Regions from separate parts of the Mus musculus genome. Here regions 1, 3 and 4 are each linked to region 2. Evidence: chromatin loops called from intact Hi-C (ENCODE). Cell type or tissue: gastrocnemius. All regions are shown on one strand. Region 1 has its middle 27 kb from the start of Rfpl4b. Region 2 has its middle 65 kb from the start of Marcks. Region 3 has its middle 85 kb from the start of Gm40624. Region 4 has its middle 62 kb from the start of Gm22911.

Region 1 (8,000 bases), 1.8 Mb before region 2:
ATCCCCAGGTAGGGCAGTCTCTGGATGGCCTTTCCTTCAGTCTCTGCTCCACACTTAGTCTCTGTAACTCCTTTCATGGGTATTTTGTTCCCCCTTTTAAGAAGGATCGAAGTATTCACACTTTGGTCTTCCTTCTTCTTGAGTTTCATGTGGCTTGTGAATTGTATCTCGTTACCTCTCATTTTCAGTTTTAGAGACTCAATTATGTTATGATATGTCCCACAATAATTGCATTGTAAGTGTCATGAACCGTGATAATAGGGAAGCTGTTCATAAAATGTTCTCTCACTGTCTGTAACTACTAAAGGCTTCTTTCATAAATTTGAAAGAAAACCTTCATGGTTATGTGGACTAGTTGGGAGCTATTAAGACAACTCTATTGTCTTGATCTCTGAATTGGGCCTCTCCCCCCGAGAAGAAAAGGGAGTCAAAAGCGGGCCACCGACGCACCGTTCCGAGAACAACCACAGAATGTTCCAGCCCTAAGTCAGCGCCAGATGTCCTGACCACAAGATGTACCCTGATACCACCAAGTTCCTGCTTCCCCATATAGTTGCCAAAAAAAAAAAAAATTCCGCTGCCATCCCTCCTGCTGAGAAGTATTTCCTCCTTTGCTTGTGCATTTCCATTGACCCATTCCTCCTGCTGAGAAGTACTTCCCCTTTTGCTTGTGCATTTAAGCTTTGAGCCTTGCTGAATACAGTGACACTTCCTGCACTTGGTGTCCGTCTCTCCCTCCCCCCATTTGGTTCTTAGGAGAAGGTCCCCTCGAGACCCTCAATAACTGGACCTGCTGGACGGGTCAGTTGGGGACCCAGAGATTCAATCACCATAATGAAGACAGTGAAGAGACAATTCATTATCTCTACTACCACTAGTTTTCTTTTACAACAAAGTAAAACAAAACCAACCAACCAAACAAACAAACAAAAAACCCCCAAAACAAAAAATCCAAAAGAAACAAAACAAAACAACAAAAATCCAAAGAATATCTTCATCTCTATTACCCTGACCTTAAAATTAGCCTTTGAACTTCTCTAGTTGACATTCACTCAATTTCCTGTCCAGTGCTGGTGCTCTCTTAGCATTCACCTGACTAGGGCTTGCTTTATCCTCATCAAGAATCAAACTAGGGGCCAAGAGAGCCCCTCAGTTGTCCTTCTGAGATAAGAACCCTGAAACCCCATTACAGTATGTCCAGTGCTGACAAAGAAATCGTGGAGGAGTCTTTAGAAGGTTAAAAAAAAAAAACTTTATAACCATGTTAGTTGAACTGGATGGGTCAGGATGGACTCAATTTCAAACAATATGGGTTAGTAGGTGATTTGTGTAACATACCCAGTGTAAATGTGGTAGCAGGAGGTCAAAGACATTAAGTGACACACATCCTGGTGGTCAATACAAATAAGAATTAAAAAAAAACAAAGAAAAAGAAAGCATACTTATTTCTAGTTGGGTAAATGCTGAGCAAATGGCAGTAAATGTATGAGATGCAGAGATAAATTCCCCATCTTCCATGTAACCACTGTGGTAACTAGGGAGGCATCTACATGCTAGAACCATCAATCCTTCACACATGCTATTTCTTACATCTCTATAATTTCTTGACTCCCAGTTTACATCTGGAGAGAATTAGTCTGAAAGGTTAAATACATTGCCCTGGGTCCACATAGTTAGAAAGAGATTCCTGGAAACCAGACTCTCATCTCCAATACTGAACTTGTAGTTTTAATTTACTTCTAACTTAAATTTAATAAAACCTCTAATTTTACTACTAAATTTATAATAATAAGTCAACAGAGCAAATATCTGACATTGACCTAATCAAGGAATTGAATGTTAGAATGTGTCTGATGGTTGCCAAGTAGCTTCAGTGGAAAACCACATTATGGTATAGGTCTGACTTCAGCCTTGCCACCACTGAATGGCATTCAGTACACAATTTTACCACCATTTTCTCAAACCCTCCTAGTCTTAGTGAAAATAATACCAGACCTATATACCCCATATAAGCTTGGATTTGCAATCTTTCTAAGGGAGGTTAAGGATTTTAGTTATCCTCCATGTGTTAATTCAGTGTTTTAACTGTGTTAAGAGATTCTCATTTGACAAGTTAGCAAAAGACAGCTATATTTTTGGAATGCATTCTTGTTACTCATGAAATTGTGTCTTTAAAGAGTCCCCTCAATCTTCAGAGGAGAAGACTAAGGATAAGACCAAGAGTGAGCAGAGGAACACCTACCTCTTTTTGAGGACCTTTTTATTCTCTCCTCTTTTCCCCTTGCCATCCAAGACACCCGTTTCTTCCTCTTTCCCTCAACCTGTGCCCTCTTTTCCCCATGCCCATCAAGACTCTGGTGTCGTCTTCTTCTTCTTCTTCTTCTTCTTCTTCTTCTTCTTCTTCTTCTTCTTCTTCTTCTTCTTCTTCTTCTCGAACTCAGAAATCCACCTGCCTCTGCCTCCTGAGTGCTGGGATTAAAGGCGTGCGCCACCACGCCTGGCTGACATTCAAACTCTTAATGCATAGAGCTTCTCTAGCCTTGGCTGGCAGGCAATAGCTCAGCATTATTATGTACCTGTGCCTGTGTACACAAGACATGGCTTGCAAACAGCTATATTATCTTGAAGACCACCAGAGACTCCGGTTGTAGCCTCCCCCAGCCTCCAAGCAGGCTGAGCCAGAACTTGACCTTGCTGCCACTAAGGAGATTACCTAGGGTGGAGCCTTCCTCCCTAGATCACTCTATTGTTCAGCCACTGCTACCTGCTGAGAGGCCTCTGAGCTATTCCGGAGACTGCACCCTATCCTGCAGCGTTGTTGTCACCTGCAGCTGGTTCCAGGCTCCAAGAATGAATTGGCAGGAATGCCCCCCCCCCAACTCCGTTTATAAGTGCATTTGCCATTGAACATTTGAGCTTTGATCAGGAATCTTGACTTAGCTCCATTGCCTAGTTCCCTTGTCTTTTCAGCTCCCGCTTGCCTCCCAGGTGAAACCTGGTTCATGTGAGCCCCGTGTCGGCTTCCAACATCGGGTAGTTCTGGTGATTTGGTGAGTTGGATGTACTATGCATCCCATCAAAATTTCTTGCTTTGTTTATCTGTACTGTTTCCAAGCTCAGCTAAAACGCTTCCTGTGATGGTTCAGTATCATGCATCTCTCCTCTTCTGTGGCATCATTGTTGCAGAAGACTGGCTGGAAGTTAGGTACTAACATTAAAGAAGGAGAGACTGGGCCAAATGTAAGGCTTGACTTTAAATAATTGATGTCTGACCGTAGCAGAAGAGAGTCATGCAAACATTCTTTTATAAATAAAACAAGCCTACATGAATATTCCTCTTTCTTGTACAATACATAATTCAGACATCTTAATTAGAATTGTATGCTTTGGGATTTGATTAAAAAGGAAAACAACCTCCAGAATGTTTGTCTGTTCTCAGCGATGCCAAGAATGTAATCACCAGTTTTACAAACTGATTTCCACACAGCAAGGAAACTTCTTGTCTAATTTAATTGTTCAAATCTGAATCCTATGGATCTGAATGCATCCACGGTAATCTTTAATTTGTTTCTTTCTTTTTTTTTTTTTAAAAATAGCACTTGTAAAAGCTCTCAAGGAAAATCATTGCTGTCCTCACCCAGAGGACCAAGCCTCACAAAGAAAGTCGGAAGCCGCAGTTCTAAAGGTGCACAGTAGATGGCGCCCTGCCACACAGATTCCCAGGTGACTCCGTCGGGAGAGGCAACTGACACCCAGGGAGAAGAGGTTAGAAGTCTTAGAAATCACTTTTAACTGAAGCAGTAAACTGTTGTTTTCTAATTGCCTCTGACACCAAAGACCATTAAGCTTATTTAATCTAATCCTGAAAAACAATTACATTTTAAAACTCCCTTTTAATGCCCGGCATGATCTCCTAGTCACCTCATACACTGCCCTCTTCACACTTCACACAAGTTTATTAATTTAATTAAAACCGTATCTCTCTGGTTAATCTATGAGTAAGCATTCTGGACATTCCACAACAAAGTTCTCTCTATATTAAGACTTTATAGTTTGCATTTTTAGCATTGGGGGGTGAAAAAATCTTGAAATGAATGTATAGGTGGGGATATATATACACACACACACATAGCTATTTTTACATACTAGTTACCCTAAAATTTGATAATTACTTAGTCACCTTAACATAGTTAAAATTTTGTCCCCCAGAAGATATAGGGACTTGAGATAATTTTGCAAAAGATTATTAAAACTGTTATTATGTCCATTCAGTAATGATAAAGCAATGAAGTCCTTTCTAATACAATGTTCATTACTAAATATTTGTCAAGGAAGTCTGACTCAGTGAAGCAGCAGATACTTATAAAACGTCTTTAAACTAATAATAGTTATGAGGGGAAAGGAGAGATGTTGCGTGAGAACTGTGCTCTACTGGACACACAGGCACCCTCACACCTTCCCTCCTGTCTGGAGCTGCGTCCTCAGACTGGAGGAGCTGCTCTTACTTCTGTTTGCAGTGTGTGTGGCCCGCCATCCTTTTCACTTGCCACATAACATTTATTTTCCCACTTGTTTTTGTCCATTTAGGTTTTAGATCTCTGTCCAATTTCTGGGGCTCCTGGAAGTCTCACATTGGCTTTTCCTGGCTTTATTCACTATGCTGGCATCTGAGCCTGGCCTAGTTAGGTCAACCCACTGAGTATTATCAGAATTGCTTGAGTTCACTAGAGCTTTCGGAAGGAAGAGTGGTGTGGTTGGCTGCAGAGAGCTTTCTTCTCAAGGCCTGGCGCACAGACTTCACAATACGTTTACTTCCTCCTTTCCTTTAGATGTTGCTGTTTTCTGTCTAAGCCCCTCCCTTCCTTCTTTCACATTGCTTTTTAATGGGCCATCTCAGTCCTTGACTCCCAGATATTAGTTTTGTTTATCTGCTAATCACCTCTAAGTCCATGGCTATTCCAAATCCCTCTCCTGACCTTTGGGACTATGGTTGCTACAGAAGTACTTAGCTCACTGACACCTCTGTAAAATCAAATTTTATTCTTGAGACTCTGAACCTATCTCAGAAATCCCATAGTCATCCTTATAGATATTTAAAATAGATTATTATTATTATTATTATTATTATTTCTTTGTTTTTGAAGCAGGGTCTCTCTATGTAGTCCTGGCTTTCTTGGGGCTTACTCTGTAGATCAGGGTAGCCTTGAACTCATGGAGATTCTCCATTCTCTGTGTCTTGAGGGCTGAGACTAAAGGTTTGTGTTACCACCCCGAGCTTATTTTATTATTTTATATTTATAAGTGTTAGGCCGATGAGTTCATATTTGTACTATGGAGGGCATTAGTCTTACTGGACAGTTGCGTGCTGCCACATGGGTGCTGAGAATTGAACCCTGGTCCTCTGCAAGACCAGCAAGTGAACCCATCCTCCAGCCCACATTCACTTTTGATCCATTTTTCTTCCTCTAAATGATGGCAAGGTCTGTTAAGTTTTGGGAAACCCTTATGTCTTCTCAGTTTCTTCTGCTATTATCTTATAGTCATTGTCATTACCTACTTGGATTTGGGCACCAGCCTTCTAACTTGGCTTTTTGCTTTTAGCTTCCTTCTTTTGCTTTGGACCTTTGAAGCTGCACTTGGATGAAGGCTCATGTAATTAGAGATTTTGTTTTGTTTTCTTGCTTAAGAAAATTCTATGGCTTGTCTCTTTTCTTTGAGTTCCTTGTTCTCATCTATTTGGCCTTGACTTCTATTCTACTTTTTTATAACACCTTTCAAGCACCTGCTTGAAGTACTCTCTTATCTGCCATATTACTCCTTGCTCTTTCTCTACTGTAATATTTACAGAATCTATTATACTATCCAGTTTCCTTGTCTCTATCCATACCAGAGTGTGAGTTTTACAGAAGCAGATACACCGACTTCATTTACCTATTTTGTTTATTCCCTAAGAGCATCCCTCTAATAGAATAAGGATACAAAATGGACATTGTGGGGGACTCCGCGGAACTTAGGAAATTAGTGGGAACAGGTGAGAGGGTGCGCCAGAGAACCGGACAGCTTCTGGGAAAGGCAGAAGCACAGAGCCGCTGAGGCAGCACCCTTTGCGGGCCGCAGACAGCCGGCCACCGTCCGGACCAGAGGACAGGTGTCCGCCTGGCTCAGGAGGCGGCCTCAGCCTCAGCACCAGCGGTCACCATCTTGGTTCCGGGACTCCGTGGAACTTAGGAATTTAGTCTGCACAGGTGAGAGTCTGCACCACAGAAGCTGACAGCTTCTGAGAACTGCCAAAGCAACACAGCTTCTGAGAAAGGTCCTGGTTTGGGCCTTCTTCTTCGGCCAGGAGGAGGTCCAAACACAAGATATCTGCGCACCTTCCCTGTAAGAGAGCTTGCCAGCAGAGAGTGCTCTGAGCACTGAAACTCAGAGGAGAGAATCTGTCTCCCAGGTCTGCTGATAGACGGTAACAGAATCACCAGAAGAACAATCTCTAAACAGAGTCAACTATAACTACTAACTCCAGAGATTACCAGATGGCGAAAGGTAAACGTAGGAATCTTACTAACAGGAACCAAGACCACTCACCATCATCAGAACCCAGCACTCCCACTTCGCCCAGTCCAGGGCTCCCCAACACACCCGAAAACCTAGACCTAGATTTAAAAGCATATTTCATGATGATGGTAGAGGACATCAAGAAGGACTTTAATAACTCACTTAAAGAAATACAGGAGAACACTGCTAAAGAGTTACAAGTCCTTAAAGAAAAACAGGAAAACACAATCAAACAGGTAGAAGTTCTTACAGAAAAAGAGGAAAACACATCCAAACAGGTGATGGAAATGAACAAAACCATACTAGACCTAAAAAGGGAAGTAGACACAATAAAGAAAACTCAAAGTGAGGCAACACTGGAGATAGAAACCCTAGGAAAGAAATCTGGAACCATAGATTTGAGCATCAGCAACAGAATACAAGAGATGGAAGAGAGAATCTCAGGTGCAGAAGATTCCATAGAGAACATCGGCACAACAATCAAAGAAAATGGAAAATGCAAAAAGATCCTAACTCAAAATATCCAGGAAATCCAGGACACAATAAGAAGACCAAACCTACGGATAATAGGAGTGGATGAGAATGAAGATTTTCAACTCAAAGGACCAGCAAACATCTTCAACAAAATTATTGAAGAAAACTTCCCAAATCTAAAGAAAGAGATGCCTATGAACATACAAGAAGCCTACAGAACTCCAAATAGACTGGACCAGAAAAGAAATTCCTCCCGACACATAATAATCAGAACAACAAATGCACTAAATAAAGATAGAATACTAAAAGCAGTAAGGGAAAAAGGTCAAGTAACATATAAAGGCAAGCCTATCAGAATTATACCAGATTTTTCACCAGAGACTATGAAAGCCAGAAGAGCCTGGACAGATGTTATACAGACACTAAGAGAACACAAATTCCAGCCCAGGCTACTATACCCAGCCAAACTCTCAATTACCATATATGGAGAAACCAAAGTATTCCATGACAAAACCAAATTCACACATTATCTCTCCACGAATCCAGCCCTTCAAAGGATAATAACAGAAAAAAACCAATACAAGAACGGGAACAACGCCCTAGAAAAAACAAGAAGGTAATCCCTCAACAAACCTAAAAGAAGACAGCCACAAGAACAGAATGCCAACTTTAACAACAAAAATAACAGGAAGCAACAATTACTTTTTCTTAATATCTCTTAACATCAGTGGTCTCAACTCCCCAATAAAAAGACATAGACTAACAAACTGGCTACACAAACAAGACCAAACATTTTGCTGCTTACAGGAAACACATCTCAGAGAAAAAGATAGACACTACCTCAGAATGAAAGGCTGGAAAACAATTTTCCAAGCAAATGGTATGAAGAAACAAGCTGGAGTAGCCATCCTAATATCTGATAAGATTGACTTCCAACCCAAAGTCATCAAAAAAGACAAGGAGGGGCACTT
Region 2 (8,000 bases):
GTAGCAAAACCCAGCGTCCTGGAGAGTCAGGCTCCAGAAGGTGTTTGTTGAATTGAAGGAGGGGTCCTAGTTACCTACCTCCACCAAACCCCACCCTCGGATGCAGCCAGCTGGCCCTCAGTGCTGGTTTCCATTCCTCTCCTCTCTTGCTTTTGTTTATTCCAGACGCCAGGACCCCACTGTGGAGTCTGAAAGCAAGGTCTGGTCACTCAAATGACTTGTCCTAGTGTTGTCTTCTTGACCTTCTTGAACTGATGTCAAGGGAGGAACTTTGTTCCTTTAGGACATTGTGCTTTAGAAACATATTTAGCAAGGCTGGAGGACAGACGGAATGGGTGCAGCTTAGGTGTCATCTTTGGGGGTGACCTTTGCTCCAGACATGATCATCAGCCTATTTTAAGTTTTTACACTAAAGTCACTCTAAAGGCAATAGGCAATAGGTTTCAAAGGCATGAACTACTCCGAGCTTGTTCTGAAATGAATGAGAAGGCAGATCTGATGTTACTGGCACGGATATTCTTTATTCCATTTGCGTACAACGCTATGCTTGAGATCCTCTTACCTCAGCACAGAGAGCCTGGATCTCTTGTTTTTTTGTTTGTTTGTTTTTCCTTCAGTTTTAAGTCCAAAGGGACTTTAGGGGTAAAGGCCTCTCTAGTGTTGGCAGGTAACACCTAGTGGTAGATAGCCTCATTAGCATTAGCTAATGCCTCAAGGCATTAGCACATTTGCTGGCCTGGAGGATGACTCCATCCCTCATAATCAGCTTTGCCCCTTGTTAATTAATGTGCCTTACCAAAAGGAGGAAGGCAAGGCAAGGAGACCCTGTGGAGGTCTGTGAAGGGGAAACAACTCCTTCCTAGCCCAGAAAGTAGGATCTAGGGTTACCACTCACCCTAACTGGAGATCTAACAAGGAAAAACTATTGTCCCTTTCTGTAGGAACTAGTCCACTCTGCCTGCCAGAGGGCCACTCCTCAGAAAAGCTGATTTACCCGAATTCCTGCTAAAACCAGAGTGTGTGTGTGCGTGTGTGTGTGTGTGTGTGTGTATGTGTGTGTGTGTGTGTGTGTGTGTGTGTGTGTGTGTGTGTGTGTGTGTGTGCCGGTGGAGTGAATTATCCCCGTAATGAGATAATGTATTTTACCTTCAGAAGCCCCTCCCTGATTCAGTTGCTTGCAAATCCTGAGTGCTAAGCCTGCCTGCTTGCCAGGGTCCTAACTCAGAAGGAGTACCTTTTCCTTTCCCTTCCTTTTTACTCCTTCTTTGGATACTGACCCAAATCCCAGGGGCTGTACTCTCCCACAGTTTTCGCTGAGGACCCTAAGCCCTTTGCACATCTGTTTGATGGCTTCTGCTTATTTGTACTCCCTTCCTCTTACCTATTTCCCTCCTTCGCACAGCTGCTGGGATCTACGCCTTGACTGTCCTCTTATTTTTCTCTCAAACTCTAGTAAAATGGTTCTAAAGCTTCCTTCTAAGTCCACTTTTAAGTTGTATTGTTAATGGAATTAGGAGCTGACAAAAGGGACTCCCAAATGCTTGATAACACTTCTGCCTGATAAAAGCCACCCAAGAAACTCAATGCCTTATTCCAGAAGTAAACTAGAAATTCACAGCCCCATTCCATATTAGTTCTGATTAATGGTACTAAATAAATGACAGAGTATAGTTACTATCCCTGGGCCCTCCCCATTCCGTGACTGTCTCAGGGAATGACCCGTTCCTATCTCTCCTCATTTGTAGACTTCCCTTAATAGGCTGTGTCCAGGGTGCTTGGTCTCTTGTTCAGGGTATCTGTGTACTCTCAAGCATTCTCAAGCCTGCCTCCATTGATTAGCTCAGACTTCCTCATAGTGTGGAGGCTTCAAGACCTTAGATTGCATAGAAACTGAAAAATTTAGGACTCAGTATTCTAGTAAGCAAGGTAGACAATGTTTTTCACATCTTGTCTTAGAATTTACCTAATATTAATTATGTTATACTTTATTGGACAAGTGTGTGTAAGTGTGTGTGTGTGTGTGTGTGTGTGTGTGTGTGTGTGTGTGTGTGTGAAAGAGAGTAAGAGAGAGAGAGAGAGAGAGGCAGAGAGAGAGAGAGACAACGAGAATGTGGGCCCTTCCTCTTCTCCAGTACATCTAGGCTGCTACATATTGGAAGTTGAAGATGTGTGGTTTCTAAGGCTAAGGCTCAGTGTTCGTGACACATACATCTGGGCTTTGGAAATGTTTAACCTGAGACCATGTTAGATGAACAGGCAGGCAGAAGCTAGCTTCATAGTTGGACCGCTGCACAGAGTAAAATATATGGCCAACTGTGATGGTTTATATATTCTTGGACCAGGGAGTGGCACCATTTGGAGGTGAGGCCTTGTTGAAATAAGTGTGACCTGGTTGAAGTAGGTGTGCCACTGTGGGTGTGGGCATAAGATCCTCACCCTAGTTGCCTAGAAGTCAGTCTTCCACTAGCAGCCTTTGGATGAAAAAACTCTCAGCTCTGCCTGCGCCATGCCTGCCTGGATACTGCCATGCCTTGATGATAATGGACTGAACCTCTGAAACTATAAGCCAGCCCCAAGCAAATGTTGTTTTTTATAAGACTTGCCTTGGTCATGGTTTCTGTTCACAACAGTAAAACCCTAACTAAGACACCAACCAACAGAAGTCTCTACCATACTTGCTCTGAGCAGAGTAGTTGAACATCTCTGACACTGTCTGGCAGAGCACTCAAACATCTCGAGCCACCAGGCACTGTGACTGTATTTCAGAGTCCAGGTGAGAACCACTTGATCCAGTTAAGCCCTGGGACCACAAGAGATGATGATAAGTTATTACTTATACCTTTAAATTCTGCTTGGCTTGTTGGTGCAGTTCAAACTGCAGTCTCTTCAGCTGTCCCATTCCCCAGTATGGCTCTGTCCTCTGAATCCCCTGGCCTTTAGCATCAGTAACCTACTTCAAAGAGGTTTTCGTCGATGGTTGTTGAGCACGGACTCTTACATTTGGGAGGATGTTCTTAGACATGATATAAGACATGACCACAGTCATCTAGAAAAGAAATCAGTGTAGAGACAGTGGGAGAAAGAGTATGAAAAGACGGAGAGAGTTATTCTGCCTGAAGTGCATTGTCCAGAAGATGGAGAGGTCTTCAACTGGATCTTATGCCAAGTGGCTGTTTAATAATTTGTTTTGTGGAAACAGAGATCTCCTAAACTTTCTTGAGAAAAAAATTAATATGGACAAGACTCTGTTTCCTGAAAATTCGTCTGGAGGCTAGAGGTGCAGTTCAGTTACAGAATGTGCTTGGCGTATGTGAGGAACTAGGATTGGTCCCCAGCACACATGAACACACATTTGAATGTGAAGCTCAGTGAGTTGTGTTTAAGTGACAGATAGAGGTTATCAACATGGATAGAGGCCGTAAAGAAGAAATGATCATGGCTGTCCTGGCGAAAAGCAGTAGATCCTAGAACCCAGCTATTGCAATGGGAAATGGATGAAAAGGAGTCAACTTAAGACATGCCCAGGAGTTGATATGACTCAGAAACACTGGCATTCCATATTTGTATGCATGTCAGATCTTATTGCAAAACCCCAACCCTTGATCATGTGTAAACAAAATAAATAATTCCATAGAATGTTTTTAAAAAGACCCACACATTTGGAAAAAATTTTTTAAATTGAATCTATAATTTGGGGTACATAGGCTCAGCAATTTTTTTTGGAGCATTTATAATCATTTCTAGGATTTGTTTTGGCTTTATTTTCTTGAGACGAGGTCATGCAATGTGGCTCTAGACCTCACTATGCAAAATAGCTGTGATTGTCTGGCACTTTTTTTTAAATGTAGATTTCTTTTATTAATAATTTGTGATGGTTTCTTTGGTTACCAAAAGTAATTCTAATCTGGTTGAATTTAACACACACACATACACAAACACACAACACACCCTTTAATCTCATCTTGAAACATTTAGTGATCCACCTCATTCAATCTCTATAGTCAATGTGAAAAGAAAAAAAAGTGAACATACATACCATGACATGTTTTCACAAAAACCCATTTCACTATTTGTGGGCCATAAAACAGTCAAATACATTTAAATGACGTCTAGGTGACTGCACCACAGCTGTACTGATAACTAGATAACCAACCCAGTTAGAACCAGCCAACTCTCCTTTGCATCATCCCTTGCTTTGATCATGTCTGCTGAAAGGAGGGAGCCTGTTGGCCTCATGGAAATACATTAAAGCCAAATCTCCTGGTTTCCATTTCCAGAGGTTTCCTTCGGGTAGATCAAGCCTTTGCTTACAAAGCAAGCCTGAGTTTGTGGTTGCTGATATTAAAGTTCTTCCGGCCTGTCTCCTAAGTGCTGGGTTTACAGGTGTGAGCCTCCCAGCTCAGTATTGTAGACATTTCCAATATACTCATATTCCTTTTTAACTTTTTCACTTACACATCCCTCTAACACAGTGGTTTTCAGTCTTTCTAATGCTAGCACCATTTCATGCAGTTCTTCATGTTGTAGTGACTCTCAGCCATAAAATTATTTTCATTGCTACTTCATAACTAATTTTGCTACCATTAAGAATTATAATGTAAATATCTGATATGCAGACTATCTGGTATGCGATCCCTGTGAAAGAATTGCTTGGCCCCAAAGGGTTCGAGATCCTCAGTTTGAGAACCGCTGCTCTAGTGTATGAGGAGCACAAGAAGATCGGGTAAACAGTCCTGGGAAATTGCTATTTGCAGGCCTTAAAAGCTTTCAGAGGCTGATGGAGAAGCTGTAGGGTTTTTAATCTATGTGCTCCCCCTAGTGGTCAAGCCAGTCTTTGACAATTTCTCCAGTATGCTCCGTTTTATATTGAAATAATTGCAATGAATTAACTCTAAATGTATTTACACTTTAGCATTTTCTCTTGCTTTCTCCTGAATAGACTCCATGAGATTCATGATGAGCCTCACATGCTATTATTGTCATAATTTGTAATTATCAGTTTTCAGTGGTGTTTATTGAATTTCAGATTACACCAAAATGTAATTATCACCTAGTATGTATGAGCTAAGTCACGATGACTGCTCCAAGAAAGTGAGACGAGCAGTTCTCACTATAAAGTGCGTTCATTGATGAACCCACAGGCTTTAAAAATGACTTTTAAAATGTGAATGTTTCATCATAATCCCATCATGCTTTTCAGGAAGAAGTCACCCTAGGCACAGTCCTCTAACGTCACCTCCAAGTCCCTATCTGTCAGTGTTCTATTGAGCTGAAGGAACTCCATGACCATGGCAACACTTATAAAGAAAAAATTTAATTGAAGGAGGCTTACAGTTCAGAGGTTTAGTCCATTATCGTCACGGTGTGAAACATGGCGGTGTGTAGGCAGACATGACGCTGGGAAAGGAACTGAGAGAATTCTACATCTGTGTCCTCAGGCAGGAGGAAGAGAGAGAACTTCTGCCCCTGGTACTGTTTAGAGCCTCCGAAACCTCAAAGCCCATCCCTAGTGACACACTTCCAGTTAGGCCACACCTACTCCAACAAGGCCACTTGTCCTAATCTTTTCAAATAATGCCACTCCCTATGAGCCTGTGGGAGCCATTTTCATTCAAACCACCACACCTTCTAAGACAGGGCCAAGTATTACAGGAGAGGAAGGAGTGAAAAGAAAGATCAATTGAGTGCCATACATGTCAGGCTTCATATTTTATACCTGGTTTCTCATTTAAAACCCTAAATGCTATTCCATTCCTTATCTACACACACACACACACACACACACACACACACACACACACACACACACCACACATATACCACATACACATAAACACATTCCACACACATCACATATGCACACTCACACATACTACATATACACACATACCATGCATATCATATAAATACCACAAACACACACACTGCTTAATCTCTTACAAGTCACAATAAGGCAGAGTGATGAAATAGACCCCAGTTCTATAGATTCAAATAGGAGAACTAAAAGCTGAATACTGTTTGTTCCCTTTGAGTCAGAGGCCTGAACACCCAGGGCGCCCATCTTCAGAGGAAGAACATGGCAGGCTTCACCTTCTGAGGAGGGGATTCCCTCCCCCAGTTGAAAATGAGGAGTCAGCCATGTGGAGGAACATCACCAGTGAAGGCTAGAGCTGTCTATCAGAACCAATAGCACTTCAGGGTTGCAAATGTGAACGATTAACAGCCCAAAGACATTCAAAGACTACCAGAAGACAGTGGGGCCTCAGGGCCTGCATCTCTGACCTGTCTTTCTTTATTGGGGGACATAGCTGTCTTGGTGATGGCTCTAGGCAGAAGTCACCAAAGTCATTTTATGAGTCCAGGTTCAAAACTACTTTTATCTCTGAAATGGAACATGGTCAGGCCAATAGTTTATTTATTTTTAGATATCTAATTTATGGTGTGTATGTGTGTGTAGGTGCATGAGTGTAATATGTTTGTGTGTTCATAGGTGTGTGTGTGCAGTAGTGTATGTGTACATGTATGTATTATGTGTGTGTAATGTGTATGGTGTGTGTATGTGTGGTATGTGTGTATATATGTTTGATATGTGGGTGTGTGTGTGTAGGTTAGAGAAATTATGTCAATTGTTTCTATTGTTTTGCTGTGGGTTTGTCAGATGAAACGCCTGCCAAAGATCAAATTCATTAGATTTGTATACCAAGTTTCCCTTCTTGGGAGGGCTGCCCAGAAGGAAACAGTGTAGTAAAAATAAAATATAGATTTTTAAATGTGTTAATTCAGGAATACCAGAGGGGAGTGTGTGCTTGCCTCTGGGAGATTTGGAAGTGCTCAGCCATTGAGCTATTCAAGGCAGATTAAATATAAAGGTTGTATGTGCATGTCTTTCATTCGTGGATCGAGCTCTTGGGCTGGTGCAGAACCATGCATGCACCCACCAGGAGTATAGAGCAACTTTTAACATTTACCGCTACACCCTTCCCCATGAAGCTATTTTGCCAGCCCAAGTGTTGATGGCTTAATCAAACTAAGAACACCCGAACTGACTGGGTGGCCATATAGAATGAAAACAATATAGCTATCTTTAGACACAAGTAGCATTCCAAAGTGAAGACTATGGAACCTTACTGCTTGATCTCAGTTAAAATTCAACCTGGGGGCACTGGTACAACTACCAGGTGGAACTGCATCTTTTCATAAAGGCGATGCCTACAATGAGGAAGAAAGCTAACAAAATGTGTGGAGGCTAGATGGCTCCCGAAGAGCCTCTAAAGCACATTATGTGTGCGGCACACAGGCCTAGGGGTACAGTCTGCTACTGTGAATACCCAACACGCACCAGGAAGGGTGAGAAGCACCACACAGAATCCTCTAAGTGGTGTCTGAGTGTTTGATTATCTCTGCCTCCAAGATGGCTGTCAAATTGTGCCTTGTTATCAAGGTACAGTGAAAAATATTCTAAACTTCACTGCTTGCCTGCATAATTTAGTTTATTCTTTACTGGCATGAACCCTCTTTAACTTTGTATATTATTTCATTCGATATTCTAGTTCAACATTTCTAATTTAGTAAATACTCTTTTTCTTTAAATAGGAAAATAACACGAGATTAGGGGAAAAAAGGAGCCAAAATAATTCAAAAGATAGCCTTCAAATATTCTTTGTCTTTAAGTCCAGACTGGCCTCAAACTCATTAAGCCCAGGCTGACCTTGAACCCAGGACAATCATATTGCCTTAAGCTCCTGAATTATAGGCATGCAGTACACACCTAGCCAATGGTTGTAATTTAGGGCAGATGCCCTATAATTTTTAACCAAGCCAGAGCCATTCTATAAATAAAAAGGGTCTCATAGTAGACGCTTCACAAGTGTTTTAGGGATTTGCATTGGAGTCTTGTTGTTTTAGGGCTGTATCTGCTGACTGAAAAGCCATCTAGCAGAAGATCTTTCTTTTCTGCTTTTCCTCTTCCTAGTTGGTGCCATGACTGGTTCCAGTGGCCA
Region 3 (8,000 bases), 1.2 Mb before region 2:
GCTCTTTTATACATTCATATCCCAAGTTTATACAATTTTATAATATTTCAAATTTCAGTCTGCTTTAATATTTTTCTCCCACTTGTTTTAAATACATTTTATTGTGAATAAAATAGTTTCTTCTCATTTTGAAGATGTTCTTATTTCTTTAGTAAGCATAATTCAAATTTTAAAAAAATAGTATAATTCTGTAGTACTGAAACTCAAGGAATTATTAACTTTCAAATGGCTCTTTAATGCTCATTTCTTTTTTTTTTTTTTTTCAGATAATTTTTTTTTATTTCAATCAGTTTACCATTTGCTAATTGATTTTCACATGCACTGATTTGATTCTTTTTTTTTTTTCCATTTTTTATTAGGTATTTAGCTCATTTACATTTCCAATGCTATACCAAAAGTCCCCCTTACCCACCCACCCCCACTCCCCTACCCACCCACTCCCCCCCTTTGGCCCTGGCGTTCCCCTGTACCGGGGCACACAAAGTCTGCGTGTCCAATGGGCCTCTCTTTCCAGTGATGGCCGACTAGGCCATCTTTTGATACATATGCAGCTTCTGGGAACTGCCAAAGCAACACAGCTTCTGAGAAAGGCCCTGTTTTGGGCCTTCTTTTTCGGCCAGGAGGAGGTCCAAAAACAAGATATCTGCGCACCTTCCCTGTAAGAGAGCTTGCCAGCAGAGAGTGCTCTGAGCACTGAAACTCAGAGGAGAGAATCTGTCTCCCAGGTCTGCTGATAGACGGTAACAGAATCACCAGAAGAACAATCTCTAAACAGAGTTAACTACTAACTCCAGAGATTACCAGATGGCAAAAGGTAAACGTAGGAATCTTTCTAACAGGAACCAAGACCACTCACCATCATCAGAACCCAGCACTCCCACTTCGTCCAGTCCAGGACACCCCAACACACCCGAAAACCTAGACCTAGATTTAAAAGCATATCTCATGATGATGGTAGAGGACATCAAGAAGGACTTTAATAAATCACTTAAAGAAATACAGGAGAACACTGCTAAAGAGTTACAAGTCCTTAAAGAAAAACAGGAAAACACAATCAAACAGGTAGAAGTCCTTACAGAAAAAGAGGAAAAAACATACAAACAGGTGATGGAAATGAACAAAACCATACTAGACCTAAAAAGTTAAGTAGACACAATAAAGAAAACTCAAAGTGAGGCAACACTGGAGATAGAAACCCTAGGAAAGAAATCTGGAACCATAGATTTGAGCATCAGCAACAGAATACAAGAGATGGAAGAGAGAATCTCAGGTGCAGAAGATTCCATAGAGAACATCGGCACAACAATCAAAGAAAATGGAAAATGCAAAAAGATCCTAACTCAAAATATCCAGGAAATCCAGGACACAATGGGAAGACCAAACCTACGGATAATAGGAGTGGATGAGAATGAAGATTTTCAACTCAAAGGACCAGCAAACATCTTCAACAAAATTATTGAAGAAAACTTCCCAAATCTAAAGAAAGAGATGCCTATGAACATACAAGAAGCCTACAGAACTCCAAATAGACTGGACCAGAAAAGAAATTCCTCCCGACACATAATAATCAGAACAACAAATGCACTAAATAAAGATAGAATACTAAAAGCAGTAAGGGAAAAAGGTCAAGTAACATACAAAGGCAAGCCTATCAGAATTACACCAGATTTTTCACCAGAGACTATGAAAGCCAGAAGAGCCTGGACAGATGTTATACAGACACTAAGAGAACACAAATTCCAGCCCAGGCTACTATAGCCAGCCAAACTCTCAATTACCATAGATGGAGAAACCAAAGTATTCCACGACAAAACCAAATTCACGCATTATCTCTCCACGAATCCAGCCCTTCAAAGGATAATAACAGAAAAAAACCAATACAAGAACGGGAACAACGCCCTAGAAAAAACAAGAAGGTAATCCCTCAACAAACCTAAAAGAAGACAGCCACAAGAACAGAATGCCACCTTTAACAACTAAAATAACAGGAAGCAACAATTACTTTTCCTTAATATCTCTTAACATCAATGGTCTCAACTCGCCAATAAAAAGACATAGACTAACAAACTGGCTACACAAACAAGACCCAACATTTTGCTGCTTACAGGAAACTCATCTCAGAGAAAAAGATAGACACTACCTCAGAATGAAAGGCTGGAAAACAATTTTCCAAGCAAATGGTATGAAGAAACAAGCAGGAGTAGCCATCCTAATATCTGATAAGATTGACTTCCAACCCAAAGTCATCAAAAAAGACAAGGAGGGACACTTCATTCTCATCAAAGGTAAAATCCTCCAAGAGGAACTCTCAATTCTGAATATCTATGCTCCAAATACAAGGGCAGCCACATTCACTAAAGAAACTTTAGTAAAGCTCAAAGCACACATTGCACCTCACACAATAATAGTGGGAGACTTCAACACACCACTTTCACCAATGGACAGATCATGGAAACAGAAACTAAACAGGGACACACTGAAACTAACAGAAGTGATGAAACAAATGGATCTGACAGATATCTACAGAACATTTTATCCTAAAACAAAAGGATATACCTTCTTCTCAGCACCTCATGGTACCTTCTCCAAAATTGACCACATAATAGGTCACAAATCAGGCCTCAACAGATTCAAAAATATTGAAATTGTCCCATGTATCCTATCAGATCACCATGCACTAAGGATGATCTTCAATAACAAAATAAATAACAGAAAGCCAACATTCACATGGAAACTGAACAACACTCTTCTCAATGATACCTTGGTCAAGGAAGGAATAAAGAAAGAAATTAAAGACTTTTTAGAGTTTAATGAAAATGAAGCCACAACGTACCCAAACCTTTGGGACACAATGAAAGCATTTCTAAGAGGGAAACTCATAGCTATGAGTGCCTTCAAGAAAAAACGGGAGAGAGCACATACTAGCAGCTTGACAACACATCTAAAAGCTCTAGAAAAAAAGGAAGCAAATTCACCCAAGAGGAGTAGACGGCAGGAAATAATCAAACTCAGGGGTGAAATCAACCAAGTGGAAACAAGAAGAACTATTCAAAGAATTAACCAAACGAGGAGTTGGTTCTTTGAGAAAATCAACAAGATAGATAAACCCTTAGCTAGACTCACTAAAGGGCACAGGGACAAAATCCTAATTAACAAAATCAGAAATGAAAAGGGAGACATAACAACAGATCCTGAAGAAATCCAAAACACCATCAGATCCTTCTACAAAAGGCTATACTCAACAAAACTGGAAAACCTGGACGAAATGGACAAATTTCTGGACAGATACCAGGTACCAAAGTTGAATCAGGATCAAGTTGACCTTCTAAACAGTCCCATATCCCCTAAAGAAATAGAAGCAGTTATTAATAGTCTCCCAGCCAAAAAAAGCCCAGGACCAGACGGGTTTAGTGCAGAGTTCTATCAGACCTTCAAAGAAGATCTAACTCCAGTTCTGCACAAACTTTTTCACAAGATAGAAGTAGAAGGTATTCTACCCAACTCATTTTATGAAGCCACTATTACTCTGATACCTAAACCACAGAAAGATCCAACAAAGATAGAGAACTTCAGACCAATTTCTCTTATGAACATCGATGCAAAAATTCTTAATAAAATTCTCGCTAACCGAATCCAAGAACACATTAAAGCAATCATCCATCCTGACCAAGTAGGTTTTATTCCAGGGATGCAGGGATGGTTTAATATACGAAAATCCATCAATGTAATCCATTATATAAACAAACTTAACGACAAAAACCACATGATCATCTCGTTAGATGCAGAAAAAGCATTTGACAAGATCCAACACCCATTCATGATAAAAGTTCTGGAAAGATCAGGAATTCAAGGCCAATACCTAAACATGATAAAAGCAATCTACAGCAAACCAGTAGCCAACATCAAAGTAAATGGAGAGAAGCTGGAAGCAATCCCACTAAAATCAGGGACTAGACAAGGCTGCCCACTTTCTCCCTACCTTTTCAACATAGTACTTGAAGTATTAGCCAGAGCAATTCGATAATGCTCATTTCTTAAATGTGTTGCAAAATACAAACATTTCTCTTGGTCTTCTTCTTCTTCTTCTTCTTCTTCTTCTTCTTCTTCTTCTTCTTCTTCTTCTTCTTCTTCTTCTTCTTCTTCTTCTTCTTCTTCTTCATCTTTTCCTTGATTTAGTTTTCTAGATTGGTCTGTTTCTCCTTTTATGTCAAGCACACTGTATACCCATACTTGCTAGATAATAGTAGTGTGCCTCTGGCTCCCTGCAGGTGGTGCTACAGTCTTGCAAGAATAAGGATAGATCCACTAACATGTTTCCATTATGGTTTGCCCAGATACTGATTTGAGATTACCTCAGAAAATGAAAAACAAAAACAAACAACAACAACAAACACAAAAACCAAAAAACAAAAACAAAAACCAAAAAAACCAACAGTCGAAAATAAACCTGATTACATCTAAGTAATAAGGAACAAAACAAGAAAAGTTACTGAATAAACTTGAAAATATAGACATGCACAACCGACTTTTAATATTACATTCAATACCCTTTCACTCTTATTTCATCTTTCCTAAAACCCTTGGCAAACCTGACTGACACAGTGAACAAAAGAGTGTCACATGAGGCATGAACGAGCTTTCTTAGCTGAACCTCTGGAGTTATATTAGTAACATGAAGACACAAGTCTGTGTTGTAAGACAATCCAATACACAGGCCCTGTAAGAAAATGTTGTTTAACAGATAATAGAACTAATTCATTTGAGAATTTAAATGTTAAATCCAATATGTTCATAGCAGCATTATTTATAATAGCCAGAAAAGCTGGAAAGAACCCAGATGTCCCTCAACAGAGGAATGGATACAGAAAATGTAGTACATTTACACAATGGAGTACTACTCAGCTATTAAAAACAATGAGTTTATGAAACTCTTAGGCAAATGGATGGATCTGGAGAATATCATCCTGAGTGAGGTAACCCAATCACAAAAGAACACACATGATAAGCACTCACTGATGAGTGGATATTAGCACAGAAACTTAGAATATCCAAGATACAATTTGCAAAACACATGAAACTCAAGAAGAAGGAAGACCAAAGTGTGGATAATTCATTCCTCCTTAGAATAGGGAACAAAATACCCATGGAAGGAGTTACAGAGACAAAGTTCGGAGTTGAGACAGAAGGAAGGACCATCCAGAGACTGCCCCACCAGGAATCCATCCCATATACAACCACTAAACCCAGACACTATTGCATATGCCAGCAAGATTTTTTTTTCTAGTTGTGACCAACAGCACGGCTTCTGAATGCAACCTTGCCAATCCATGAAGAGCTATTTCCTTGCTGTGGAGGACTGGTGTGTGTGTTTTAAGGTGTTTAACAATATCTCCAGTCTCTATACAAAAGCAATTGGCCAATGTCAGTGTCTGGAGACCAAGTTCAATAAGTTAGGCACAAGAATAAAAGTAAGTCCTGCATAAGGACTTACTTTACTTACATATTCTTGGAAGTTAAAAAAAAATTAAGTGCTGTAGAATTAAGAACAAAGAAAAATTTCTAGAGTACCCTTGTAGATGCACAACATTACCTGTAATTTACAAAGGAAAGCCTTTTGAGTGCTCCTGCTTATAGTTTGACATGAGAGATACTATTGGGCAATTATGTAAAGACTTGTTTGCTTTTTCTATCCACTCTATCCAGTTTGTGAAAAGAAAACAAAATCCAGATATTTTAAAATGTCTCTTGGAGGACAAAACTGCCTCTCTAATTTGGAATTAGTGATCTGTAGTAGGTGAGTTTTTATATACAGATTAGAAAGTATTTTGAGGTGTTTTCTGCTTACAAAAAAGTATTCTTTGTTTTCTAAGAAATTAATGTTCCAGAAGACCTAGAGATTCTCTGCCTTTGTTAACATGAGCATGCCAATACAATCTTATTTCTAGAACATGCCCAGGAACGATGTTTAAAGGAATGATATTTCTCTGGGGGAATAAAAGCATCCTATTACCTATGGTTCTTTGAAGTTTTACCAGACATTCAAATGGTTAGCGGTGCTCCCATAAAATAAAAGTATCTAATTCTACATTAATATGTTCTGTTTTATTACAAGACTACTATAGCAACACACTCTTCAAACAGATATTGATGACCATTGCAGAGCTCTTTTGAGGTGAGTCTTGAATGGCTTGGGAACCTCCCACTCTGGAGGAGAAGACTAGCCAGTCAGAGTAGCAGAAAAACACACCATCCTTGAAGTTTAGATACTTAACAGAACTAGTACTATGAAAAAATGAAATTGCATCAGATGCCCAAAGAGTTCTAGTCTTCAGCTCTGCCACATAATTGTCCAGAAATGGTGGCTTGGGGGTAGTGAAGTACTGTCCTTAAAATTATACAGCGAGTGAGACTCTAGTATTCTGCTTTTGTTTTTTACTTTAATTTTTTTTTAACTTCAACAGCATTAGCATTTTCAGATTCCACAAATGGGTGATATAATGTAGATCATGGGGACTCATATATATTTCTATGCCTGGCTTATTGCACTTCACAAGGTGTCTTCCACACACTATCACTCTCCACAGTGTATACATATACTGAAACATCATAGATACCCACGTAGATGTACAAATGCCTGTGACTCATAAAAGAAAATAATTTTAAGAATCTTTCTGCATTGTTTAAGAGCCACTCTTTCCTTAAGTCATTCGATATCTTTGTGAGATATTATTTGATAATGTTGCAAAGCTATACTGTATACTTCAACATGAGAATATTACATACATTTGGGTTAAATAAATGACTTCCTACATTTAGTAAAGGATGTTATCAATTCTCATAAACATGGATGTACCTGCCTGTTTTGGCTGCTGTTGTTCAAGTTTATTATCTGCCTTTTGATAACCATAGTATTCCATTACCATTATCCCAATAAACTAAGGTATTAGATCATATTTGATCACATAGCTTTGAACATAAGGCTATATAATCAGTTTATGAAACACACGTGCTGAAATAATTATAATAGGAATTCGTCCCACTTATAAAATATTATATAATTAGATGTGCCTCTAAGGTAAACCTTTGAATGTTTGTTCCACATATATCAAACTCTGTTTTATCTTATTCAATTTTTCAGACTGATAGTGCTGTGGCTGTCCTGACATGAAGCCTATAGAAACTCAGGCACAGATGTAATATGTTTATCCTCTGTCGGGATTAATTAGATTATAGGAATAGGAAAAACTGGAAACATGATAGAGAGTGTCTTTTGAGATGGAAGGGGCACAGGGTCCCCAATGGAGGAGCTAGAGAAAGGACCCAAAGAGATGAAGGGGTTTGTAGCCCCATAGAAGGAAAAACTATATGAACCAACCAGTATCCTCAGAGCTCCCAGGGACTAAACCACCAACCGAAGAGTACACATGGAGAGACTCAAGACTCCAGCTGCATGTTTAGCAGAGGAAGGCCTTGTTGGTCATCAACGGGATGAGAGGCCCTTGGTCCTGTGAAAGCTCTATGCCCCAGTGTAAGTGAGTGCCAGGGCCAGAGTGGGTTGGTGAGCAGGGGAGAGAGGAGGGGATAGGGGGTTTTTGAAGGGGAAACCAGGAAAGGGGATAACATTTGAAATGTAAATAAAGAAAATAGCTAATAAATAAAGAAAAGAAATGGAACAGTAATGCAGATAATTACTACACAGTGTTTCTAATTCTAAATCCACATTTCGGCTTTCCGTTTAAAAGCTCCTAAGTCAATCACAACAGAGTCCTTTTAAGTCAGAGCTAAACAGCCCACATCCTTCATGTGTCGTGTACTTGGTGTAACTTAGTTGGTAGAGCTGTCAAGTGAGTTCTGAAGTGGATACTTAAGTGAGTCTGAGTTGAGAAAGATCCACTTCACAAGGCTGTTTCTAAAAGTGGAAACCTGAGACCCCATCTACTCATTTTGTAGGGAACAAATCCTAAGAGGTTTCTTCAGTTGAACACACAAGAAGCAATTAC
Region 4 (8,000 bases), 1.5 Mb before region 2:
TGTTTGAATGTGTGGCCCATGGGAGTGGCACTATTAGGAGGTGTGGCCTTGTTGGAGGAAGTGTGTCACTGTGGAGGTGGGCTTCGAGGTCTCTGAAGCTCAAGCCAGTTCTTTCCTTGATACATGCTGATCAAGATGCAGAACTCTTGACTCCTACAGTGCCATGTTTTCCTGTAGGATGCCATGCTTCTCATCATACTAACAATGGACTAAAACTGCTAAACTGTAATCAAGCTTTAATTATAAGAGTTGCCTTGGTTGCGGTGTCTCTTCACAGCAATGAAACCCTAAGACACAATCCCATCACTCCAGTTGATCTGATGCCATCTTCTGCCCTCCTCAGGCACTGTGTGCACAGACATATATCCAGGAAAACCTTTCATACTCATTAAATAAATAAATAAATAAATAAATAAATAAATCTTATTTTACAAAAACAAACAAGAACAGCAACAATAAAAACCAACCACTCATCAATCATTATCCATCAAGAAGAGCAAATTAAAACCACATTGAATGGCCCCAGTGTGACAAGTGTGAATAGCTCCAGTTAGAATGTATAATTTTAACACTAAACAAACAAATTACAAAACCAAGTAACAGTATGTTGGCATAGACATATAGAAAAGGAAACATTTATGCATTACTGGTGATAGCATAAACTGGTGTAACCACTATGGAAATCAGTGCAGAGATTCTGAGAAAAGCCAGAAATATATTTACCACATCATTCAGCTATATCCTACCCCTAAGCTTGTATCAAGGACTATACATCTGACTGAAGAGAAACTTGCCCATTAATATTCATTGTTATTCTGCTCACAATTGCCAGGAACCATTTGTCATATGTCAAAATCTTGGTTTTGCACTTGGATAGTTAGTTCAACTTTGTATTCTAGTTCCTGGCTTTCACTGGCTTCTGAAATCTCAGGCGCAATGGGAACTGAGATGTATTTTTTGAGATTTGAAGGACTAAAGAGCAGAGTTATTATAGTGAATGAATTCTCTGTACTTCAGTTTTTCTGATGAGGACAAGGTAGTCTTTTTTATATCAAAGTACTCTTTGGTATAGAGAAATATGAGAAACTTGAAGGGTCATAAGATAAATGAGTTAGGTAGGACTGGGCTGGAATTCCAGCTTCTTCAGAGATATAAATTTAACATAATTTAAACTTTGAGGGTCTCTCCACTCTTACTTGTAAGATGAGAACCACATTGTGACATACTGAGAAATCTGTGAGCATTAAGTAAGACAACTATGCATGTTGGATACTATATTGATGATAGTAAATAAATGTCCACTTTGGTGCATTTATGTGCTCTCATAGTTTTGATCAGAAGATGATCTATCTGATTCTCTGGGAAGTTAATAAACCTGCCTTGAGCATCTGATATATGTACATAGGCTCTCTTATGGAGACTACCATTCTCACAAAGTTCATAGACATAAATATCATACGTCACAGCTCAGAGCTTTTAATGTGTTGGGCACAAATGTAGCTCACACACATTAAAGCCTGTATGGTACTGTGGCATTGTGCTCTCTGCAAGTTGGTGCCACAATCTCACTTCTAATGAAAGTATGGTCATAAGCTGACTTCATAGTATGCCATAGCGTTTAGCCTGCAACTTATCACCTCTTCTTGATGCCATCCTAATTTAATCTTGACACTGAAGCATTTACAATGAGATAAAATTATTAATAATGATAATCTAGTCAGGTAAATGATGTTCACTTTCATTTTATCTTGTTCCTTGAACGAGGATGCTTTCTTGTGAAAGGTGAAACAGTGTCAAAGTTGTGAATCATAGTTTCACATTCAAAATAATGAGAAATCATATCTTCCTGCCTTTGCAGCTAAGAGAAGGAAATAGGGTTATTTCCATACGACTCTCAAGAATAAAGAAAAATAATCTGTAAAAAGCTTTACTCATGTCACCTCTCATTCTACTTTGAAGGGACATAACAAAATCAGAAGCAAGATGGGTTCAGTGTATTTGTGTTCACTCTAGAAATGGTAAGACAACATTTATTTCCACCTAGAACTGTCTTGGATCATGGCAGCAGTGTTTTTAAGAGGTCTCATATCTCTCAGAATGCACACAGTGATGTCCAGCATGCCACACAGTTACACAAAACACTTATTCAGCATAAAGTATCTTCATGGGGGCCCTACCGCCCTTACCCCTCGTTTCCACTTTCCACCCTCCAGTCCTCCCTTGGGAAGATGCATGCCTGTTCCATTTATGCTCAGCACCAGTGTTGCCATGGAAACTCTCCTCCTTTTCTCTACCCTCCCCAGTTACCAAGCACAGCTCTGGACTCAGTGCCAAGACCTCCTCTGTACAGACTCAATATTCTTTCAATGTTTAGACAAATCTGTTCGAAAACCTTGTTTACATTTTTTCCCACAACACCATAGCTTCGAGTCGGGGCCATCCATTTCCCATGGATCTGCTTATATTCTGGACATGGTTTCTTTTCTTTTTTCTCCACCATAGCTCTAAAATAAAATTGTATCATTTGGTCTAATTCTTAATAGGACATAAAAGGCAACTCAGGGTCAGAGTCCACCCTTACAGTCAATTTTATCCAGTCCAGAGTAGAATTTAATACTTTTTGTATACTATTTTTTTTTTACTTAAAAAATTTTGTTTAATAAATGCAGCATTAACACATGTTTAAAAACAAGAAACTTTCCTTTAATTAGCTTTAGTTGCATGTTTGTTACAGTCATCTGTGTATCTTACGTTATGCCAGACATTAATTAGTATTCAGATATACAAATAATATGTTGGCTTCACATTGCTTAATCTTACAGGTATGTTTTAGGCTGCACATTTTCTGTAGAATTTAAAAGTCTTGCTTATGGTTTAATTCTTGATTCCTATATTTAATGACGCAATTCACTGATGAAACTAAACCAAAATTAATGTTGTTGTGATGATATTTTATCCTTCTCCCCATTTAAAAATTGCCAGTTATGCCTGCAGAATTCCTAAATGTTAAACGTAGGTTTAGCTTAAAAAAAAAATACTTACTTTGCCTTTTTATTTTAAGAAACTTGAACAGGTCAGTTCAACTCAGTGAACTATGCTGACATTTACATATTTTCACAGTAAACATGTATTTTTAAATCATTACTAGGAAAAAAATACCTCTGATCAACAGAAGAGGGAGCAATATTCCCTCCTTTTTTACACAAAATACTGTGGGGTTGTTTTCTCACCTTTCCCTCCTAAACATAAGCCTCCTCTATCGTAATCTCTGCTGCTGCTTTTCTCTTTCCCTTTTCTAATTTTTTTGAGGGGAAGTGGAGGAGGGGTGCGCAGTGGTGGCAGGAGTAGGACCACCCAGTTCGATCAAGGAATCAAAGGTTAAATTCTTTCTGGTTTGTTACTATCTCTCAGGATATAGTTAAACGTTAGAAATCTTTGTCGTCTGTATATTTTTACTCGCAACAATACTTACGGGAATGAAATGCGCTGCACCTCCTTACAGAGAAGCCACAACATTGCGCAGGCAGTGGAGTGAATGTGAACGTTTTCCAGCTTGCCTGAGCCAGAGACTCTCTCATTGTTCTCTCTCTGAGCAGAGTAGGAACCGCGCACATCTGAATAACAGAGTCTTTTCTGCCTGGCGCAATCCTGGATTGTTACAGTCTAGAGGCCAGCCATGCTGTCACCGGCACAAATTGATTTAACCATCAATTGCTGTGGTCATTAAAGCTGCTAAAAGTCCCCGCCAAACTGATGAATTGCAACTGAATGTGAAATGAGTGTCTAAGTCTTTTTCCCACCACCTCATATCAAAGGCTATTGTATCCTTGCAAAGTAAAGGGTCGGGGGTTCAGGCTGCTGTTCAACAATGGGCTCTGTCAAAGGACAGAGCTCCATTCACACAAGCACTCCCAATTACAGTTTGCTTTCCATACCTTATTGTATGAAATTTGCATCCAACTAATACATTGAATTATTGGCATACTTTGGGTGTCAAAGGAGTCAATGAATGATTTGTCCTTGAAATACATGGAATCCAAAGCAGCTGCTGGTTCTTGTCTTGACAATGGAATGATTCCCTGGTTTTCCAATGCCTGCAAATGGACTAATTTTCTCCCAGCTCACAGTTAGCACTTGTGGAAGCAGTACACAATTTTTTTCCACATTCACAACTGTGAACTCATTTCTAGAGTTTTGAGAGGAGATACAGAAAAGGAATGGTATTGTCTAGCCTAACAATTATATTATAAACTTTAAAAAAATCAGTATAACCTCCATGAGGCCAATCATTTACTACTACTACTACTACTACTACTACTACTACTACTACTACTACTACTACTACTACGACTACTACTACTACTACTACTATTTGTTTGCTTAAAGTAAAAGGATACATTGTAAAATTAAAACCAACCTTACACATATGTTTAAATACCCAGAAGAACTTTTGTTAATTCTTTTAGGAAGATCATAAATAGGAATTTTTCAGATTTTATGATTAAGCTCCTCAAAGTGTTATGAACTGAGCACACGGCACATGTACACATGTACATATTTGTATGTTGGTATAATGTTTACCCAATTTAGCTGATAACTGAGTTTGCAGACATGAGGGATCACTAAACTGCAATCCTCCAGCTTCTGACACTCAAAGGCAGCAAGGAATTCAGAAAACATTGGGTTTGCTCTCCTTGGTGTTAAGTTTGGTTTTTCCTAGCAGATACTCATCGACCGAACATTTCCCTTCATCTTGAGTCTTGACTTTAATGTGTTACATTATTTGGTTTACCTATGTGCTTGTGTATGCAACTTTAGCAAACTCATCATGGCGGTGTTTTCATGGTGCTCTTAGGGGCAGCTCTGTAAGAGAAACAAGCTTTGGGACATCAGAGAAAGAGAGCATCACTTGTAGTCCCAGCAACACATGGTGTTTATTTTCCTTCCATGGTTCATCCTGCCAGGAAGTATTATCAACTGAGCAAAGACCAGATGTGGAAAACAAAATAAGTATGATTTGATGTTGGAGCAGGGGTGAGTTGGGACAGGATGGGAGAAAGAAAGCAAAGCCAGTGGCCACCATAGTGCTACAGAGAAAACGGGACAAAGAGGGGACCTTCACCACAAAGGTCAGAGGTTCAGGCCACACACCTCTTATAATGAATTGGCAGACAGACCCAGGTTTGTGTTTCCCTAGATTCTATTTACCATAGACTGTTAGTCGCCAGTAACTGTGTAGAAATCCATCAGCAAGAACTGTTACATTGGCCTCCAATTCCAAATGACCCTTAAAGAAGGTCATTTGATTCTTATCTCTAAGGATCTTTTGCTCCTCCTCCACTCAAAACAGGGCCATGGGGAGAAACAGCTCCCTTAATATAAAAGAGAACCTTGCATTGAAATGAAAAGCCCTTCTTCAGTTGTTTAGTAAATGATATTAAGTTGCTAAAGAATGTATAAAGGCATATCCTGGGTCATATTCTTATTGTAAGTTTCCTATAAGTGAATGAAACAGTAGGGTATGTTAACTTTTTAAGCCCTATAATCAGATTAAAATTTTAGCTTAAATTTTTAACTATTTGTATCAAGTCATTACAATTATTACTTATTTAATTAGTAATTTATTGGATATGTACTTTAGACAGTTTGATGAGTGTTTTAGCATTATTTCTTCAAACTCAAGAGAACAGTAAACCTGCCTGCTTTAATTTTTTAAAATTCAAATACATATAATTTGTGCTTTGGGAAAAGTGCATATAGCCAATTAATATAATCTTTCAGTACTATTACAATGAGATGTACAAGACATATATTTACATCCATTTTATAGTTGATGGAAACTGAGTATTAGAGTCTGTTAATGGGTGCTGGAAAGATAGAGGAGGGGTTGAGAGTGCTAACTATTCAGACATGAGACAATAGTTCAGATTCTTTTTTTCTATTAGATATTTTCTTTATTTACATTTCAAATGTTATCTCCTTTCCTAGTTTCTCCTCAGAAAATCCCCTATCTCCCTTCCCGTGCTCTCCAACCCACCCACTCCCATTCCTGGTCCTGATATTCCCCTATACTGGGGCCTGGAGCCTTCACATGACCAAGGGCCTCTCCTCCCATTGATGACCGACTATGCCATCCTCTGCTACATATATAGCTAGAGTCACAAGTTCCACCATGTGTTTTCTTTGATTGGTGGTATAGTTCCAAATAGTTCAGATTCTAATAGCACCCAGGTGGCAAGGCAAGAGTCCAGTGTATGCCTGTAGATTTAGATTCTAGGAAGGTAGAGACCCTGGGATCAGTGGTAGTGGCTGGCTTCTAGCTGAAAGGGAGAGTCTCAAAAGGATATGTAGAGAGTGATAGGGAAGGGTGAGTACCTGACACTTTGGACACAGGTGCATGTTCTGTCACACATACATGTGCACACACCACATACTCATGACGCATTCGCACACTCAAATAGATAAAGATAAATAAATAGATCTTAATTTCTACCAATGTAATGTTCAATAATGAGAAAGTATAAATTAGAACCTTGGTTATGTATATGGAAAGTCCATTCATTTTATTGCAGTGTTTTGTAAATAATTGAAGATTGAAGTGTGATACAGATAATAGTGACCTGGTATATCTTTATTGGACCTTTCATTTGATCTACTGTGTACATTTTTGTACCTTTAACATTTTTATTACCTAAATTCATTCTTTGACAATCTTAGTTATATATATGATATCGTTCTGATTACTGTTACCCACCTTTTTCTGTCTCTCTCTTATTCCTGTTAATTTCCCCTTTCCCTACAAATTCCTTTCCTTCCTTCTGTTTCTTCTTTTGTTTTACTTTATGACCCACTAAGTTTAAGTAGAGCGTTCTCTATGGTCATGGATTTGGAACTGGCCACTAGAGTCTTGTGGGCTCATGGGTAGATTATTGACCACTGGAGTCTGATGGATTGATGGGTGGGTACCACTGGAGAGCATGACTCCCCCTCTCCTGGAATCTACCTGTCTTTGTATTTAAAGTGAATTTCTTGTAACAACATAGAATTTGGTATTTAATTTTCTGGAAAGAGTCTTCCCATGTAGCCTAGGCTAGGCTGGTATTTAGTATGTAGTTCAGACTAGCTTCAAACTTACATCAAGTGTCCTCCTTCAGGTTCCTGAGTACTGAGATCAAAAGCATGTGTTATCACCCTTAGCTAAGGCCTTGTTTCTTGGGGAGAAGGTGAGACTTGTCAACACGAGAGGCCAGAGGAGGTCACTGGTGAAGGTGTAGCCTAAATTGAAGTGTAGGTAGCAAGATAGAAGGATCACGTAGAGAAGTTGAGGTATGCAGTTTCTGCAGAGAGACCAGAGGCCATTGAGAGAGATGCCAGGAGGCCATTGATAGATGTGAAACTACAGCTGTAGGGGGTATCCCAGTACATTGAAGATGCCAGGACCATGCTGCCAGAGGCAGCAACAGGTTTGGAGCAGAGCTAGCCTACGTGTATTTCAGGTGGCAGAGCCAGAGAAGTGGGACACTCAGTCCATTTGGATCTTAGATAAGATGATGAGGGATTCAACAATCCTGAAAATTTAGACTTTTACAGAGTATGGTTTTGCTTGGCTGTGAATGTTACTGTAACATAGTTTTTTTGTTTTTTCTTTTTAAAATAAGATAGTATTTTTCTGTTGTTTGCTTTTTTCTCTTTCCTTTTGAATTTCTTCTTTAAATTCTCCTTTTTACTGGATATTTTCTTTATTTACATTTCAAATGTTATCATCTTTCCAAGTTTCTCCCATGGAAACCCTCTATCCCATTACCCCGCCCCCTGCTTCTATGAGGGTGTTTCCCCCACCCAACCACTCACTCTTGTCTCCCTGCCCTCACATTTCCTTACACTGGGGCATTGAGCCTTCACAGAACCAAGGGCCTCTCCTCCCATTGATGCTCAACAAGGCCATCCTCTGCTACATATGCAGCTGGAACCATGGGTCCCTCCATATTTACTTCTTGGTT

What was found. Hi-C counts contacts between places; a loop is a spot of excess contacts. Peaks named below come from ENCODE experiments on the same cell type or tissue, not always from the same donor. Only the 100,000 strongest peaks of a DNase experiment are listed, where the experiment ranks them.
Region 1: it touches region 2 in a loop (14-fold over the local background); 17 of 42 quality-filtered maps call a loop at or near these places.
Region 3: a loop joins it to region 2, with 6 times the contacts of the local background. A loop is called at or near these places in 13 of 42 quality-filtered maps.
Region 4: it touches region 2 in a loop (7-fold over the local background); 19 of 42 quality-filtered maps call a loop at or near these places.

What each region holds. Positions count from the first base shown.
Region 1 is chr10:38,845,015-38,853,014 of GRCm38, reverse strand. No RefSeq gene overlaps it. Among named protein-coding and RNA genes, the nearest start is that of Rfpl4b, 27 kb to the right of the region's middle. In gastrocnemius, a CTCF peak has its summit at 3,693 (motif pointing right); DNase peaks (open chromatin) are centred at 3,700 and 4,608.
Region 2 is chr10:37,069,810-37,077,809 of GRCm38, reverse strand. No RefSeq gene overlaps it. Among named protein-coding and RNA genes, the nearest start is that of Marcks, 65 kb to the left of the region's middle. In gastrocnemius, a CTCF peak has its summit at 4,828 (motif pointing left); a DNase peak (open chromatin) is centred at 4,791; H3K27ac peaks cover 2,331 bases.
Region 3 is chr10:38,265,608-38,273,607 of GRCm38, reverse strand. No RefSeq gene overlaps it. Among named protein-coding and RNA genes, the nearest start is that of Gm40624, 85 kb to the left of the region's middle. In gastrocnemius, a CTCF peak has its summit at 4,270 (motif pointing right); a DNase peak (open chromatin) is centred at 4,263.
Region 4 is chr10:38,549,563-38,557,562 of GRCm38, reverse strand. No RefSeq gene overlaps it. Among named protein-coding and RNA genes, the nearest start is that of Gm22911, 62 kb to the left of the region's middle. In gastrocnemius, a CTCF peak has its summit at 3,169 (motif pointing right); DNase peaks (open chromatin) are centred at 2,253, 3,356 and 3,605; H3K4me3 peaks cover 700 bases; H3K27ac peaks cover 761 bases.